2 separate regions of the Homo sapiens genome follow, and region 2 is linked to region 1. Evidence: chromatin contacts called from ENCODE Hi-C or POLR2A ChIA-PET data. All regions are on one chromosome and are shown on one strand. The core of a region is the stretch at or near the end of the contact, and the rest is flanking DNA. Distances in the headings are between cores, read along the strand shown. Region 1 overlaps ATXN1 (ataxin 1). Region 2 overlaps ATXN1 (ataxin 1).

Region 1 (6,251 bases), core at 2,320-4,819:
AACAGATTGTTTTTTCCTTCTGTTTGGCAACCTCAATGGCTCTACCTGTTTCTGGCTGTCATACTTCGGCTTGTGAACAGCCTTCCTCCCTAATTTTCAGGAAACTAACAAATTAAAGGTGCAAATGTCAGGTGGTTACTACATATCTACTGGCTCACATAATTCAAAACAGAGTCATGCAGCTCCTATCTAAAGCTAGTTCCTTGCCCCTTCTCAGTCACTACCACATCAAGCACAAATGTAGATGAAAGGGTAGTGTGTCAAGGTGAGAGCTGCCCACTGGGTAGTGTTACTCGGTCACTTGCTATAGGGGACAGATTAGCTGCCAATCAGTATCTCATCACTGTCATTGGCGTTTATAATCCAGGTTCCTAGCCCCACTGGTGATCTATTTCTGTGCCTCCGCAGTGACGCCAGTTGTCCTAGCAACGTGCTGGCTGGCACTTCGTTAAAGGCAAGTAAGGGAGTGGTGGTGGAAGAGGGTGGCCTCGAGAGGGTCAGAAGGGAGTTGGCAGTCACCTTGCTCAAAGAGGATTTTCCATTTCCCTCATCTGGGCAGGCCTCCAGGAGGAAAACGTCACTTACTAAGTGTATCATGGGAGTGTCACTTACTAAGGATCATGGACCACATGGTCTTTCTGGTACAGATAGAATCCCACGGAGAATAACAAATGAATTAATGGGTAGTCCAGGCAGAATGTGGGGACTGCCGGGCCAAGATGTTAGGCGATCTCAAAGCATCTGATGGTATCAGTTTTTCTTGTGAATTAGGTTAATGTTTTGCTTGTTTATCAGCACTGGCATGCAGAGTTGGAGACATGAGTAGATGTTTGGGAGGAATCAGAGGTCAAGGGAGGCAGAAGGAAGGGAAACACCATGACAGTCCCTCTTGGCCCCTTTTCCTGTTGACAGGTCTGGCCTGAAAGCCATCCAGTGTAACGAGAGCCTTCTTACTGAGCTCTGGTAATTTATCCATGCACCCAGCCTTGAAGAGGAATATGGCTCACTTTGTAATCTTCTTAATTGCTCTCCTCTCATTATGCCACATTGAATTGGCACTAAATGACTTTTTCTGCCATTTTCCGATTTGGATCCAAAGAACATAGAAATACTGTGGATTGTATCTTAAAGTCCCTGTCCAAAGTGGCCTTGCCTAGATGAAATCTAAAATGGACAGTCAAGTGACATTGGCAGAGCTGGGGGCTTCCCTCCATGGCCACTTCTCTGTGGAAGCCCCTAGGCAATGGGTTTGGGTGACATTTTCTCCTGAGAGTGCTTCGTCTGTGTGGCCCTGGAGATGCCAAGACATTTTTCACGAAGAAAGAGACTCAAGGTGGGTCTTTGCAAGGAAATGGGGAACAAGGGAGACTGATGAAAGGGTGTCCCCAGAGCATTGAAGACCCACAGATGACAGGAAGTATGACGTATGCATTGTTGCCTTTCCCTTCACGACTAAAAGAGTTTTTGTAGTCTCAATGACCGTTGTCATTTGTTCCACTGAATGACCACACTCAAGTCGAGATAATTGCATGAAACTGTGTGCTTATGATGGGAAAGACATTTAGGGTGTAACTGACCATTTCTAGCACGTTTTGTATACTCAACAGAAGGTATATTCACTCCTTCTACCATAGCTGAAATAAGGGCTGGTAGTGAAGATCTGGGACTGGAATTGAAAGAAATAATTTTTGGAAAAAGAAAAACTCCAAGGGTAGCTGTTGGCACTTTCAGAGCATCCCATATTTTCAGGATGTTTTGTATGAGATAAAGTAAATCAGTTTTGTTTGACAGGGTGTAGTGTGCCCAGCCAGGTCATTATTTTAAATTGACAAAATGATTTAAATGATAGAAGACATTGTATATTCCTGAAACAATAAATACCTATTAAGTACATTTTGATACAGTGGAGAAGTACAGTTTTTGTTTTTTGTTTTTTTTTTTGGATTATTATATAACTGTTAATTCAACACTTAGTGTTTAAATACTCATCATTCTTTATAGTGCACAGGTCATAAAGATAGTTCTCTCATATGAATAAGAAATACAACTAATGTGAATGGCATTAAAGTTAGAAGCTTCAAATTCTTCTCTGGGTTTGATGGTTGCTTTTTTAGAAGAAATTTGGTAAAGTAGATGATAGACCAGTTAGGTTTCATGAACTTCGTGCTTCATATTCTTTTCTTTTCACAACCTAGCTAGATACACAGTAAATAACTGGAAGCATACTAGAGTAGAAAGAACCCTTCTTCCTGAATAAGTTGTCGTTGATCACAGGGGTAGGCGTTAATCAAAATATTAATGACTAGGCCAGGCACAGTAATTCCAGCACTTTGGGAAGCCAAGGCGGGTGGATCACCTGAGGTCAGGAGTTCAAGACCAGCCTGGCCAACATGGTGAAACCTTATCTCTACTAAAAATATATATAAAATTAGCTGGGCATGGTGGTGCATGCCTGTAGTCCCAGCTACTCGGGAGGCTGAGGCAGGAGAATCACTTGGACCCGGGAGGTGGAGGTTGCAGTGAGCCAAGATCATGCCACTGCACTCCAGTCTGGGTAACAGAGTGAGACTCCATCTCAAAAAAAAAAAAAAAAGTAATGACTAAGGAGAAGATAGGGACACCTTGGGCTCTGTCCAGTAGCAGGAACCTCAGGCTAAGAAGGGACACCTGGGTTCTCTTCCCATCCCTGCCCTTTTAGACCAGTGGCAAGCTACTCTCTATCTGGGTGCCTCTATTTCCTTATCTTCCAAAGGAAGATCATTATCACTGCCACTTAACAGCATCAGATTTAAAGTATTAGTTCATATAAGAGACTCTTTGAATCACATTTGGGTTCAGATTTCAGACCTGCCACCCAGTAGCTGTGTGTCCTTTGGGAAATTGCCCAACTTCTCTGAGCCTTATTTACTTCATCTATAAAGAAGGTCTGACCACACCTACCCTGATGACCTGTTAAGAGAGTTAAATGCGATAAAGTCTGTTAAGTTTTTAGCCCAGTGATTGCTCCCTAATAACTGTGGCAGCCATGATGCTGTTATGATAAATTTCACACAACAAAATCTATCATGATGCGTTGCTGAAGTGAACAGGTGAGCAGTTGCAACTTGCTCATCTCTTTGTTGTAGAGACATTTCTGCTATAATAGGAGTTGTCATTAACTGTCATTGTCATTACACTGACAGTGAATTCGGTTATGTATTGTTAAGACCTTCTGCTTCCTTGACATGTATATAGTAGAATAATTATGACAGTGAAGGTGACACATTTGTCAGAATTATCCATGTGCATATGCTGAGGGCCCTTGGAATTTTAGGTGAATTTTATAGTATTAGTCAAACTGAAAGGCACAGTGAGTTTGGAAACTATAATAGTCTCATCTATAAAAGGAGTAGGGAGATTCCCAAAGGCTGTTGATATGAGTAGAACTCTGAAAAAGTAAAACATTAAAATACATTTTGATGTGGTTACCGTGTCTAGGTGGTGATAGGTAAAAACAGTCTAGTCTAATTCTTTGAAATTTAGGATAGAAGAAAGCCTGAAGATGGATATCTACATTCTTGTATCTTCTTTCAGCAAATATTTACAGAAAGAGAGAGAGAGTGTGTGTGTGTGTGTGTGTGTGTGTGTGTATGCACACACATATGCTACAGGCTAGGCACCTACAGTAGTTAAAGGAGCTTTCAGTCACTGGGGAAAGAAATGAGAAAACAGGCAATTCCTTTACACCATGACCAGCTCTCTCCTAATGGTACCCACAGGTTGCCATGGATGCAGACCAGCATGGCATCTTCTGGGATCAGGGAAGCTTTCATCCTCAGACTTGAATGAGGAGTAGATGTTAACCAGAAAACAAAGTGGATGTATCAGTTAGCATATACTGTGTAACAAGCCATCCCAACAGTTAAGGGCCAAGACCACAATCTTATGATTGTGGGTCACCTGGACTATTTTAGTCTGGGCCAGCTTGGCTGGGACTGGTTAATCCAGCATGGTCTCACTCACATAGCTACTAGAAGGCTGGTTTGCCTGAGAGATGGGTGATCTTCAGCTGGGACAGCTTGTCTCTGCTTCAGGTGGCCTCTCATCCTCCAGTAGACTAGTCTGAGCTTCTTCACTTTGCAGGCTAAGGGTTCCCAAAAGCAGCAAGAAAGGGCAAGCCCCAGTGCATGAGTGCTTTTCAAGCTCTGCTTCAAGATGCTTGCTAATTTCCCTTTAACCAAAGCAAATTACTTAATTTGTTCAGTTCAAAGGATGGGGAAACTCCAGCTCTAGTCACATGAGGACAACATGAGCAAAGCTCAAAGGTAAGAGAGAACATGGCATGTTGGAAGACAGCAAGTAGTTTGGAGTGGCTGGAGTCAGGCATATGTGAAGTCTCATGAAGAAAAAGCCAGATCATAAAGTGTCTTTTCAGTAAGTTCTGCTGAGGAGTTTAGAGTTTATCTTGAAGACAGGGGAGTGGTCATTGAAAGAGTTTAAGCAGGATGTTGACATGATCAATGAGATGTGTAGAGACATGGTTAGGTGGTAGAAGCCTAAAAACACTCGTTAGCCTAGACAATTCAGGAAGTTTCCAAAGAGATGACCCAGGGATAGCATAGGAGAAGATGGAAGGACTTGACTGAGAGGTGGCTCAAAGCTGACGTGTACTTTCAGAACAATGTGACCAGAAAAGAGGTTGGAGGCCCTTCAAGGTAGAGCAGAAAAGACAGAGGCTCAGGTCATCAGCAATATCCGTATGAATCTGGTGGGAGAACTCCACCAGTGTTCCTCACCTCGCTCCTTTGTGGGATCCTGCCAGACTCCAATGTCCTTGGGTTCTAAATAAACACCTACCAAGGGGCTGAGTCAAAGAGATTCCAGTCTCTGGAAGTGTCTTCTTGTCATTGTCATCACCCAGCCAAAGACTCTTTTCCTTCCAACATGTTTTTCCCTTTGACCTCAAAATAAACAATGTGTTCTAAAGGCTCTGGGGCACTCTCAAAATGCTTCTCTGACCTCGGATAGGACCATGCTTACCCATTAATTTCCAGATCTGACCTTTTCACTACACCTTTAAGCATAACTCTTTCAAAAGGCAAAAATAGAAATGACTGTTTCATTTCACCAAATTCAAGTCGCCAAGAGTGAGAACGTGTGGTTTTCACCGGTACGTTTGGGGACCAGTTTGTTGTCACTGAAACTGCCTGATATCGGGTCGGAGTGGCTGGGTATTTTTCAGTCCTTGGGGTTATAACTCAAATGTTGGAAGTGGTATCTTTTATAGGTAAAATTGAGGGAGGGGAGCATCAAAATGTGTGCGATGCAGATAATAATTTGCCAAGTTTTCTAATTTTTTTCATTAAAAAAGAACATACAGAAGAGTCTACAAGTAGGGCAGGCAGCCTTCATTCCTATGCTCTTTTCCTTGAGGGACACCTTCCCTAACCAAATAATTGAAAATAAATGGGAATTGTGGGAACAGAGGAAGACAAGAAGGAAAACTAAAAACCCAGGACCTAATCTTCCAGGGGCAGGCAGGCCACTTTTGTAGCTCAGATTCTGACCTTTTCTCCAATCAAAGAGTTCGAACAGACTGACTGATTGGAGTGCTCTGTCAGCATTAAACTCAATGCAGGGTTCTGCTCTGGCACCTTTAGGGGTGGTGGTTTAGACCCTCTGCGTGCCATGTCTTATCACCAGCACTGCTAACTGAATGGGATGCATTTTCAAAGACAGGAGAGGGTTTGAAAAACCCCAGGGCATGCTCGGAGCCTGCAGGCATTTGTTTGCTGCTGAGAACCATGGCAAGCATTTTTGACATTTTTATCAGAGTCTTAGTTAAACAATTATGTGGAGGACTGATAAAGAAGTGTGTGATAGGAGACTTCATAATTTAAAGTGCCCAAATTTGGTGAGCTTTATACTCATGTGAAATGGAAATGAAAACATGGCATGTTTTGGAATTCCTGATTCTGCTTATTTGCTTTAATAGCAGATCATTGCATAAACACTGACTCATTGCATTCTATACTGAAAGGAAGATATGGTTTGCTGTGTTCAATCTGGTCTGGCTTCCAGAACACAGTATAGAACAAGTGCCAGAAGAAGGGATGAGCTCAGCTTTATAGGTGACTGGAGAGATACCCAATTCCATGTTTTGTGCTGTACAAACACATGACCTTACATGAAGTTTTGCATAAAATATTGAAACAATACATTTCTCTTTATAAATATGTATGTAATCTGTTCTAGAGTGTATGGAGTAGACA
Region 2 (6,251 bases), core at 2,661-5,160, 220 kb before region 1:
GACTCCACTTGAGGAGGAACATTCTGGCAATCAGGACTGTCTAAAAATGGAACAAGCTGATTGATTTAGCAGTGAAACCTCTGTCACTGGAGATGTTCAAACAGAGGTAGTAGGACCCTCTTATCAGGAATTCTCCAGAGAGGAGATGTGAGTTGGATAGAAGGTTATTGTAGACGACCACTTGTTTCTCTCTCAGCTCTGAAATGTAGTCCTTAAGGCTGACGTGTGTTTCCCAGTTTCTAATCGGAAAAGATAACATAATCTACAGTGTTGAAATAATTTAAACAAAGTAAATAACTGTGCTTTTACAACCATAATACGGTTTAGCCTTTCATTATTTTGTTACGTTCCTCATTAACATAGACATAATTTCTTTTAAAGAAGGGACAATTGTGACGAGCCTGGGCAACATGGTGAAACCCCACCTCCACTAAAATACAAAAAATTAGCTGGGCGTGGTGGCACACACCTGTAATCCCAGCTACTTGGGAGGCTGAGGCAGGAGAGTTGCTAGAACCAGGAGGCGGCGGAGCTTGCAGTGAGCCAAGATCACACCACTGCACTCCAGCCTGGCGACAGAGCGAGACTCCGTCTCTTAAAAAAAAAAAAAAAAGAAAAAAAAAAAAGAAGTGACAAAACTTACCCAGTAAACTAAATGTTAATTTCCTCTTCTCAGGAGCATAATACTAACTTACTCCTCTGTTTTTATATTTTTGAGTACTGATAATCGGATAGTGATATATTTGTGTTATTTTTTGTTCAAACAATTGAATTCATTCTTAGCAAGAACAAAAGTCTATTTGAAACATGTAGGCATCTTAGGTAGATTAAATTTTTCATTGTTTCAAGTTTTGACTTTTGTATTTCTGCACATTAGTGATCCTTGAAGATTAGGCAAGGCCAAGTTCTTTTGACTTTTATAATTAGTGTGTCGGAATCCCAGTTTTTCCTACCCTAGGGTGGACTGTATTTTTTACAATTAACTCTGTGAAGGGTGACTGGGGGTGGACTGGTGAGGAGAGGCTTCCAGTTACCAGAGAGCCTGTGACTTACTCTCTGTGCTTTTCCTAGGTCACCAATTTTCAAAGAATTTGAGTATAATTAAATACACTTCATAATAAACTAGGCTGAACATAATTTAATCTTTCCCTGAAGGTACTTCAGAGTCTTGGAGTGCTTTAGGGCCATGATGAGCATCAATTATGTTCTCACGGTGGGTGTGCAGAAGGAGGTAGTTAATAGAGTTCTGTTTGATCAAGTCCTGGGTGACTGGACATGTGTTCTGTTATGATTAGCAGTTCAGTGTCCAGGTTTTGGAACTGATGCTTAGTATTAAATTCTCAGGCAGGAGAGAATGGAATAGAGATTGACCTCTTTGGCTTTGAGAGGCTGAAAGTTGATGACGATAATTCACATGTACATGGTATATATAGCACTTTTTAGCTTCCAAAGCCCTTTCACATACCTTGTCTTCCATTGCTTGTTTCTTGTGATGTTCTGGAAAGGAAGCAAGGCCGCTGGTATCCCATTTTTACAGATGAGGACAGTGGAGCTCAGGAAGCTTGAGGGACTTGCCTAAGCTCATACAGTAGATCAATGGCGGAGACCACTGGACTTCAAATTCAGTGCTCTTTTTAGTATTTCAAAGGATACTAAACATTTGCTCACATCTCTGATGTTCTTTGTGCTGTATGTGTAGTAACTCATTTAATCCTCACAGTGGCCCTGTTAGTAGGTAGATATCAGTTCTTCTGGTACTATTACGATTCTCATCTTCAGAGCTGAGGCCACTGAGAGGCACAGAGAAGTTAGGGCATGCACTAGTGAGTGGCGGAGCTGAAATCTGAACTTAGAGCTTTGGCTCCAGAGCCCATGCACTCCACCATTATGCTACATGGCTACTCAGTGTACAGATACACTGAGCTTAAGTAGAGGAGAAAGCTTATCTATCCATATCTTCCCATCTGCAAAGACCTCTGCCTGTATGGGAGGTCTGGGCTCGTTCTGACTAAGGTTTTGAACCCAGATCTGCCAATTTGAGATCTTGGGCCCATTACTTAGCCTGAGCTTCAGTTTCCACATCTCTAAAGTGAAAATATAGAACATGGAATGTACCTGTAAGAACACAATGGAATACAGGTAAAGTGCCCAGCACACTGCTTATTCCTTAGCCTTCATGTTTTAGAAAGTGGTTGCTATTGTTTTTGTTGTTGGTGGTGGCGGTAGTGGTCTTCTTCTTATTATTATTTATATATTTACAATGGCCAAAATTATATGAAATGTTTTCCAAAAATTAGGTATTTGTACCCTTCATATGAATGTGTGTGTTAATTGGGTATAATTGTCTTTCTTGAGTCTTTAAAATAGACAAATCTTTTGATTACATTTGTTAATATTATTGTACCTACCTATATCTGACTTGACTTACAATTTTACTTCATTAAATACATAGCAAGTCATCTGAGAACCCAAAGTAATCATACAGATTACTTGCCATATAGTTAATTTGTGACTGTGATATGGCTGCTAAGGTAGAGGTTTGAATTTAAAAGCACAAAGAAAAATGTTTACTTCAATGGTTACAAATAGATTAATCATATAAAGTACATATTTGCAGAGTCTCGCTCAGTCGCCCAGGCTGGAGTGCAGTGGCATGATCTCGGCTCACTGCAACCTCCGCCTCCCAGGTTCAAGCAATTCTACTGTCTCAGCCTCCTGAGTAGCTGGGACTACAGGTGCGTGCCACCACGCCCGGTGTATTTTTAGTAGAGATGAGGTTTCACCATATTGGCCAGGCTGGTCTCGAACTCCTGATGTCAGGTGATCTGCCCGCCTCGGCCTCCCAAAGTGCTGGGATTACAGGCTTGAGCCACCACACCCGGCCTATTCTAAGGCTTGTTCTAAGGCTCACAGATGGCACCTTCTCTGTGTATCCTCACATGGTGGAAGAGGCAAAGCAGTTCCTGGGGGAGTTCTTTGATAAAGGTGCTAATTCCATTCAAGAGGGCACCTCCCAAGGGCTCCACTCCCTAATACTATCACGTGGGGAGTTAGGATTCGACATGTGAATTTTGGAGGCACACAGACATTCAGGCCAAGGCATAAACAGTGACCACTTTTGTTCTGTCTGTCCACACACTGCCTAGAGCTTCCATTTATTTCAACTACATTTGCTTTTTTCTTATTTATCTGTTCAGAGTATCTTCTCAGTGGCTATTTATTTACCACCCTTTAACATGTTTTCTTGACATTGTACTTCAGCCTGTATATGCTTTGCAACTCAGGAACTATGCTGGCTTAACTAATAGTACCTACTTAACAGGTGAAACTGACAGTAACAGCTTAATAGGTGCTTTCCATTTTTAACATACCTCAGCTTTTTATAAATACAAAAAACTCTCAATCTTTTAATGTGGTTTTAAATTTTAAACAGGTCTTCTTTCATTTTCCTTTACAGAAAACTGTAATACTGCATATGCATTTTCAAACTATGCATATTTCTTCTTCATTCCATGTGGAAGTTTTTATTCAGCCTTTCAGTAAATTTTACTTAGCTTGTCCCATGGATGCCGTAGGTGTAAGGAATATGATAGTGAACAAGACAGACAGAGCTCCTCCCCTCAGGGAGCTTTGCCATGATACACGATGATGACAATGATAAAAGGAGCAAATAATGATTTGGGACCTGATTCCAAAGGGATATTTCTGCGACACTTACAATGAAATTCCAACCTGGCACCATCTTTTTCACTGCAGAATGCATGAAGGTGGTTGCATCATGTCATTTCGACATGCATTTAAATGTAATGAAAGGCACAAGTAGTGATTGCAAACACTACAATAAGTTGCTTGTTGACTCTCTTACTGTCTTCCTTCTTATCTCCCTTTCTTCCTTTGTCTCATTCTCAGTTTTCAGAGCTTAGTCATTATTTCGTAATCCTCTCCTAAAATGAAATCTGGGGCTCTAAGGACAGGAGGCACAGGTTGTGTTTGAACAGCATCATCGTGCTTTATGAAGGGGATTGGAGGGGAGATTCTGCCCCACAGTATGGTCAGGTCTCGCTCCAGGCAGCACTGACTACATTGGTGCTGGTTGGGTAACTGTGGCTCGGCAGGTCACTCTCCCTCTTTCCACCTCCGTTTTCTCATTATTAGTAGAAGTCGAAATAGCATGGTTTTCTAAGGCCTCTGCCAATCTACAATTCTGTGATTCATATGTTCCTAAACACTTGAGTTACTTTTTCTCAATAAATGGAAATATATTTTCCAATGAGGCTGGAAATACATTTTCCAATTATCCTCTCCCCTGGTTTATAACATATCATCAATGTGTTGGGACTTCTAACACTGCTTCTGCTGTAAGCCCATCAAGAGGTTAATTACCTTTGAAGAATGAGGAACTGCTGGAAAAGAACTGTAAAACCTTCAAGAGAACTTTGGAGTTAATCCCTCTGGTAATAGGAATCAATGTCACTCACACATCTAGTTGCCAGTGGAGGAGGAATAACAGCACTGGGCCAAGTAGACTTGAAGGAAGGCAGGTTGCTGATAGAGTGGAGAGCTGAAGATTCTGAATCAAGCTCATCATGACTCTCTTCCTCCTCTTTGAGGCTACCCAATCAGAGCAAAAACAGTATTTTAAAAAACCTCAACTGGATGAGCCTGATGCAGTGGTGTGCTCATGCAGTCCCAGCCAAAGGGTCACTTGAGCAGAGGAGTTCAAGGCCAACTTGGGCAACATAGTGAGACCCCGTCTCTAAGACAAATAATAAACATCAAAATTAAAATTAAAAAAAACCCAACCCAGTGTTCCCTTCAGAATCCTGAGTGGTTTGTTTCATCTTCCTCTATTCTGGCTTGTGTCATCTTCCTCTCTTGTAATGGATAAAAACTCCAAATGAAGACAAAAATGAGGAATTTGTCAAAAAAATTGAATTGCCAACAAAAGCCATCTTTGGTTGATCAAACGGTACAGACGTTTCAGTTAGACAAGAGGGCTAAGTTTCTGAGACCCATTGTACAGGATTATTAATATTATTCATTTTTAGCCCTCATAATAAGGTATTATAAATGTCAAGATTGCTAAAAGAATACGTTTTTAAATGTCTTCATTATAAAAAATAAGTATGTGAGGTGATGGACATATTAATCAGCTTAATATAATCATTTTATAGTATATGTAGCTATATCAAAACATCACATTATAACCCATAACTACATGCAATTATTATTTGTCAATTAAAAATACAAATCTAGGCCAAGGTGGGAGGATCCCTTGAGCCCAGGAGTTTGACAGCAGCTTGGGCAACATAGGGAGACTCCATCTCTACAAAAAAAAAAAAAAGAAAAAAAAAAGAAAAAAAAAGGAAGGAAAAAAAAGAAAAAATTGACTGGGTGTGGTGGCTCTTGCCTGTAGTCTCAGCTGCTCGGGAGCTGAGGTGGGAGGATCCCATGGGCCCAGGAGTTTGTGGCTGTAGTGAGCTATGATCATGCCACTGCGCTCTAGCCTGAGCAAGAGAGTGATACCCTGTCTCAAAAGTAAAAACTTACAACAATATAAAAAATAAAAATTTAAATTATAAAAAGCCATCTTCTTTCCCACTCCTTCCCATTTTGATACAACAGTCCCAGACCCCAGACTTGCTTTCCTCATGAGTCATGCAGACTCAAGTATTGCAGTTCCAAAACACTGCCTGACTCACCAGCTCCATCCAAAAGAGTATGTATTGTCTTCATATGCCAGATAGGAAATTCCTGCTGCATATAGGAAAAGCAGTGTGTTTAAATACATGGACACACACACACATACACACACACAGAGTACACATATACACATCTGCATATACACGTACACATATGCGCACATATTCATACTATATATGTACATACACATGCAATACACATGTATACACACCACACACACACATACACACACATGCATCTCCAAGTCTATTTCCATGCTTTTTTTCAGTAAAGCACCTAGACAAAGGAGAGAGATGTCTAATCAGGTTTTGGTGGTTGTCAGGGATATCATAAATGAGAATCTCAAGTTACTAAACTTGATTTCACAAAATAGTTTATTGGTAGTTTTAGAATGGCATTGCATTTTAGGCAGCCCCAATTGTAAATAAGTGAGCCGGGTAAAAGCAGATTGGATGTCACCCAGAATATTTTCTGGAAAGGGGACATACACAAAATTCTCTCTTTGCACAATTACCCTGTTTTGGGTTTGCAATATTATGTTGAGCAAG

What was found. Hi-C counts contacts between places; a loop is a spot of excess contacts on that map. ChIA-PET counts read pairs that join two places held with the same protein, here RNA polymerase II (POLR2A). Pooled maps may share reads with other maps.
Region 2: a loop to region 1 is called in a pooled map, with 5 times the contacts of the local background. The contact joins two enhancer-like sites. A Hi-C loop is called at or near these places in 13 of 37 single-sample maps with no recorded cell type and 10 of 50 pooled maps. POLR2A ChIA-PET finds 5 or more read pairs at or near these places in 5 of 52 experiments (activated CD4-positive, alpha-beta memory T cell, activated T-cell, activated naive CD4-positive, alpha-beta T cell and 1 more).

What each region holds. Positions count from the first base shown.
Region 1 is chr6:16,472,214-16,478,464 of GRCh38, reverse strand. The region is part of intron 6 of ATXN1 (ataxin 1); the gene reads left to right. Among named protein-coding and RNA genes, the nearest start is that of GMPR, 240 kb to the right of the region's middle. RefSeq lists enhancers at 3,300-3,469, 3,490-3,539, 5,210-5,289. Within about 2 kb of position 3,569, at least 3 of the 41 ENCODE cell types and tissues checked have a DNase peak (open chromatin) inside an H3K27ac peak, as active enhancers do.
Region 2 is chr6:16,688,615-16,694,865 of GRCh38, reverse strand. All of the region lies in intron 2 of ATXN1 (ataxin 1), which reads left to right. Among named protein-coding and RNA genes, the nearest start is that of ATXN1-AS1, 69 kb to the left of the region's middle. Within about 2 kb of position 3,910, at least 4 of the 41 ENCODE cell types and tissues checked have a DNase peak (open chromatin) inside an H3K27ac peak, as active enhancers do.